Linked DNA regions of Homo sapiens: region 1 is linked to region 2. A link is a loop called in an ENCODE intact Hi-C map of the cell type or tissue named here. Cell type or tissue: heart left ventricle. All regions are shown on one strand. Links, peaks and the distances in the headings refer to the core of each region. The heading gives the core; the rest is flanking DNA.

Evidence for each region. Hi-C counts contacts between places; a loop is a spot of excess contacts. Peaks named below come from ENCODE experiments on the same cell type or tissue, not always from the same donor. Only the 100,000 strongest peaks of a DNase experiment are listed, where the experiment ranks them.
Region 1: it touches region 2 in a loop (1.8-fold over the local background); 2 of 110 quality-filtered maps call a loop at or near these places.

What each region holds. Positions count from the first base shown.
Region 1 is chr16:3,265,877-3,268,686 of GRCh38, forward strand. LINC00921 (long intergenic non-protein coding RNA 921) reads left to right here. Exons shown (of 2, transcript NR_033904.1): 2 at 1,250-1,691. Among named protein-coding and RNA genes, the nearest start is that of LINC00921, 3.5 kb to the left of the region's middle. In heart left ventricle, for the core only: a CTCF peak has its summit at 1,229 (motif pointing right); no DNase peak of the experiment used is centred there.
Region 2 is chr16:3,363,912-3,366,721 of GRCh38, forward strand. LOC105371059 (a long non-coding RNA gene) reads left to right here and starts at 1,204. Exons shown (of 4, transcript XR_007064949.1): 1 at 1,204-1,271. RefSeq lists enhancers at 377-1,576, 1,271-1,340. In heart left ventricle, for the core only: no CTCF peak of the experiment used is centred there; a DNase peak (open chromatin) is centred at 1,160; H3K4me3 peaks cover 1,792 bases; H3K27ac peaks cover 1,262 bases.

The DNA.
Region 1 (2,810 bases), core at 212-2,711, 98 kb before region 2:
TTAGTTAGAAACTGTAAACCCCTTAAATGTCTGTCACCAGGGCACTGGCTGAATAGCTGAGTAAGTTTTGGTGAATCCATTCCTTGGACTACACTGCATCCACTGAAAACAGTGCGGTGAATTTCTGTGTGCTAATGTGCAAAGATGGTTTATGTATTATTCAGTGGAAAAAGCACATTTGCACTACAGTGCAGATAGCATGATCCCATGTTTGTAAATAAGAGAAAAAAATGTTAAAATTTAAGTATCTGGAGGGAAATGCAAGAAATAAATATGACTACCTTTCAAGAGTAGAATTGGGGGTAGAAGTTGGCCTTTTCCCTCTATGTCATCTATACGTTTTATTTTTTTATTTTATTATTATTTTTTTGAGACGGAGTCTCACGCTGCTGCCCAGGCTGGAGTGCAGTGGCATGATCTGGGCTTACTGCGACCTCCGCCTCCCGGGTTCAAGCAATTTTCTGTCTCAGCCTCCTGAGTAGCTGGGATTACAAGCGCACGCCACCACGCCCGGCTAATTTTTGTATTTTTAGTTAGAGATGGGGTTTCACCATGTTGGTCAGGCTGGTCTCGAACTTCTGACCTTGTGTTCTGCCCGCCTCAGCCTCCCAAAGTGCTCAGATTACAGGCGTGAACCAGTATGCCCGGCGTTCAATGAGCATTTTTAAAGTTTTATGACTCATGAAACATAGTCCACAAATATATGCTCATTGTGAAATAGTAACGGAAAATAAAATATGGCAAGCTAAATGTTAGAGGAGAAATTTCTTATTTTGCTCCATTACTTTTACAGCAGAAAAATTAAAAAATTTATTAGCTGAGACTTTGTTTCACTGGGGTGCAGAAGATTAAACAAATGATTTTTAAAAGCAGACTCTGCCCATAGAGAAAAAATATTCGAGGTTTCCAAAGTAGAATAAGTTTAAATTAGCAAGTCAAATAAGGAACCTTGAGCCAGTACCGAAGGAAACACGTCCCAGACCTATCTCCAAACACACACACACACACACACACACACACACACTGCAGGCATAACATTTATGCAGACAGACTGTTCTTTAGGGCATAATTGTCTCATGTCTCAATTCCTCTGAAGCTCCAGAGCAGAAACTGAAATTTTAAAAATGCAGTTGAGATAAACTGAAATGACTGACAGGCCATTTGCCAAGAAAAGCTTTGGTTCTTTGGAACAAAGACAGTGCCCATATCCCAGCCAACATCAGGTGGTATTTCTCTTTCTGTCCTGTAGAGGGCATCTTCATGTGTGGGCACCAGGGCTGCGGCTGGAACCACAGTGGACACCCCACGCTCCAAGGACAATCCTCTGCAGAAACCAGCAGCTGGAAACAATTCTTAATGCTGCAGGAAGTAGTTAGGAGAAAACGACTGTGTAAGTCAGAGCTAAAACTGGAGTTCAAAAACCACAGAAAATATTTCCAAGGCTGTCTGTGAAGTGGGGATGTCAAAATACCAAAAATTACAGCTTTGGAACTGCAGTGGATGACCTTTAATTGATGCAGTTTATAGGTGCTAAGTATTGTGTGTGCTTTACGTTGCCTCATGTGAGTGCTTCATAGCAGGGTGTGACGCTGGCCAAGTGATATACCTACCCTCTTTGTCCCTGTTTCTATCAACTGTAAAATGGGGGTTCTAGAGTTGTTGTGAAGATTAAATGAGCTAATACACACAAAGCACCAAGAACAATGCTGGATACAAGGTAATAGGTGTTTCTTCCTAGACTTCACTATCCTCATGTGAGGTGGGTATGTTTATTTATTTATTTGGGGACAGGGTCTCGCTCTATCACCCAGACTGGAGTGCAGTGTTGCAATCATGGCTTAGCTCCCTACAGCTTTTTAAATTTAATTATTTATTATTATTATTTTTTTGAGATGGAGTCTCACTCTGTCACCCAGGCTGGAGTGCAGTGGCACGATCTCTGCTTACTGCAAGCTGGGCCTCCCGGATTCACACCATTCTCCTGCCTCAGCCTCCTGAGTAGCTGGGACTACAGGCGCCTGCCACCACGCCCAGCATATTTTTGTATTTTTAGTAGAGGCGGGGTTTCACCGTGTTAGTCAGGATGGTCTCGATCTCCTGACCTTGTGATCTGCCCACCTCGGCCTCCCAAAGTGCTGGGATTACAGGCGTGAGCCACCGTGCCTGGCCTCAGCTCCCTACAGCTTTGACCTCCCCAGCTCAAGTAATGTCCCACTTCAGCCTCCCGAGTAGCTGACACTACAGGAATGCACCATCATGTATACCTGTGGTCCTAGCTACTTGGGAAGCTGAGGTGGGAAGATTGCCCCTGAAATAAGACTCTAGATACAGGTCCCTTTCTCTGAAATTTTTGAAACAAAACGCCTAATTCAAAAAAAGTTATTTTTGGTAGAGACGGGGTCTCACTATGTTTCCCAGGCTGATCTCAAACTTGGGTTCAAGCCATCCTCCCTCATTGGCCTCCCAAAGTGTTGGGATTATAGGCAGGAGCCACTGTGCCTGTCCAAGGTGGGTGTTGATATATTCAATTTAACACAGAAAACAGGAAGTTTGTACACACTGACTTGCCCAAGGCTACACAACTACAAAGAGTCAGGTAGCCAACATTCAGTCTCAAGGTCTGTGTCTGCAGAGCTCAAGGCCTTTCCTTTGGCTTTGCTGTCTCTTGGCATCTGGTAGCTTAGCAGTCATCAAGCCAACCCCGTCATGTTACAGAGGAGGACACAGGCTTCCAGGGGAACTGACTGACTTGAGTTCTACACATCAGTGCAGAGCTGGGACTAGAATTCTGTCCACCTAACTGTATTTGG
Region 2 (2,810 bases), core at 59-2,558:
TGAAAACAAAAGTACACTCCACAAGGTGGCAGCCCGCAGAGCATAGGGGCTCAACAGGCATGTGCCAGAATTTTTCTGGGGTTTAAACACCCTCTACAGGTTTCCTATTGGTCACTTGGTGTACACCCTATGTAAATGAAGTAGTGGCCCGTAATCGGCCCTAGGTTCCCTTAGGTTGCTTTGTGCAACCAGAGGCTGAAGTGAAGTTACAAAGGTTACACGCTATGCAAGCATCTGATACTTTCAAATTTTTGTCTGCCACGCAGAAGAGGTGATGGAGTTTGTAAAGGGAGTAGCCTCCAGTCCTTTCAGTGGGTCCTTTCCTTACTTAGGTGGGGAAAGGGAAAGTTGGGGTTTTCCTTTTGATTTAGTTCTAGGAAGTCAGCGTGAATCAGTTAGGTTTCCTGCCTCCAGACCCTATTCCTCTGCCTCAGTAACAGTTATTTTCTCTAGGGAGGGAGTGTAATTTCAGAGGCAAAGTATGAATATATTTTGTTAATCATTTGTATTTATTTATTATTTATTTATTTTGAGACAATCTCGCTCAGCCGCCCAGGCTGGAGTGCAGTGGCAATTACCTCTCACTGCAGCATCGAACTCCTGGACTCAAGTGATCCTCCCGCCTCGGCCTCCCAAAATGCTGGGATTACTGGCGTGGAGACTTCAGTTTTAAGTGAGAACGTTTTGCAGTACTTACTTAATATTAAGAAATAAAAACAACTTAGAGTGGGGGGAAAAAAAGCCACTGGATTAGATACGAGTTCTAGTCAACGAAAGTCACTTAAACTCTGTTTTGGCTTCCTCGTCTGGAAGATGAAAATGGTAATATAACTGACTGAGTAGGGTTGCTGTAAGTATGAGTTAGTGTGTAAATGTTTACAATTACGCAGGGCACACAGCAAGCGCCACGTTTTCTATCAGGGCTACTCTCACCTAACGCGTAAAACAGGATGGCATGCCCAGCGGGATCCGGGCCCTGGGTTCTCAGGCATTGTGATTGGTCTCAGCATATGACGCAAGGCGGGCTTCATTAATGAAATTGCTGTCAATTAGCGAAGGGCGGAAACCAGGCGAAGAGGGCGGTCCTTTAGAACCACACTCGCGCGACTGGCTCCTCTCTTTACAGGCTTAGCTACTGCGCATGCCTCTGGCCCTCTTGAGGTCCCGGCGTGCCCCGCAACAGCTTCCGGCGTGCTCCGCAACAGCTTCCGGCGTGACGCAGTAGAAAAGGTGGCGTGGCTGGCGATTCGTGTTCGTGAGGGCCTTTTCTGGTGAGGCGGGGCTTAAGGGTTGTGGCTCTGCTCTCTGTCCTGAGACTTTCAGATTGCACTCTGGGTTCCTGGACGCAAAAACTCGGAGTGGCTGCGTGATGCAGAGTGAACTGGGTCCTCTGGGGACGCGTGGGGAACGTGGCAGTCCGGAGTGCCGGCTTTGTTGCCCTTCGGAGCTCCAGTCCGTTCAGGTTCCCCAGTGAGGCCTCCTTTGAAGGGCTGGGTGCCTTTTGCCCTTCACGCTAAGAAAACACTCGTTTCCTAAAGCTCGATTGCGCCCTTGTGCTGAGCGGTGGGGACACGAAGACAGCACAGAAACGCTGTTTACTTTCAGCGAGCCCCCAGACTGTTGGAGTGGATAAACCCACCAGAAACAAATTACAGCGTTAGGCGGGTTAAGATGGAGCACCCTGAGAGGTTACAGACAGGACCGGAGAGTTCAGAGGATTAGGATGCTTCAAGAAGATGGGGGTAGTGGCGTCATCAATCCTCATCCTGGGGTTTTTGTCTTTGATGGTGCACTCCTTGAGGACATGAAATTTTTCTTCCACATTTCCGATACCTAGGCTCAGGTGCCCTTCCATGGTTGGGAGGGATAGAGACCAGCTGTCTCTCGTGTTTATTATCTATGGAAAGGATGAATTAGGTCTTGGGGACTTCAGGAGGGAAAATTTTGGTGAGCAAAGGCACTAATATGTCCCTAGACCAGGGGTTCTCAACCAGCGCCCCCCTGCCAGAGCACAATTGACACTGTCTGGAGACAGTTTTGTTGTCACTACCGAGGGGTGCTACTGACGTCTAGTGGGTGGAGGCCAGGGATGCAGCTAAACATTCTACAAGGTCCACGGGGTTCCCACCCCACTCCCCATCCCCAAGAACTCAAAAAACGATCTGGCTCAAAATGTCAGTGTGCTGAGGTTCTGAAACCCTACCCTGGAATGACAGCGGAAATGGAGAGACAGCAGATGTTGGAGACATCTCAGCGGAAGACTAGTTTTGTCTCTTTTTTTCTTTTTTTGTTTTTTTGAGACCGTGTCTCGCTCTGTTGCCGAGGCTGGAGTGCAGTGGCGCAATCTCGGCTTCACTGCAAGCTCCGCCTCCCGGGTTCCCGTTATTCTCCCGCCTCAGCCTCCGGAGTAGCTGGGACTACAGGCGCCTGCCATCATACCCGACTAATTTTTTGTTTTTGTATTTTTAGTAGAGACAGGGCTTCACCATGTTAGCCAGGATGGTCTCGATCTCCTGACCTCGTGATTGGCCCGCCTCAGCCTCCCAAAGTGCTGAGATTACAGGCGTGGGCCACCTCGCCCGGCCTCATTTTGTGTTCTTTATAATGCTTAAGTATTTGATGCGCAGTTGGTTAATCAGGTCTGATGAGCCCAGTCTTCCTCTTATTTTTTTCACCCATTCATTTGCCAGATATCTGTTTAGCACTAAACACTATTCAAGATGCTAGAATTCAGCTTTGAGCTGAAAAACCTCACATTCTTGCGGGGGGTGACAGACGTTAAACTTACATGTCAAGTAGTAATATATGCT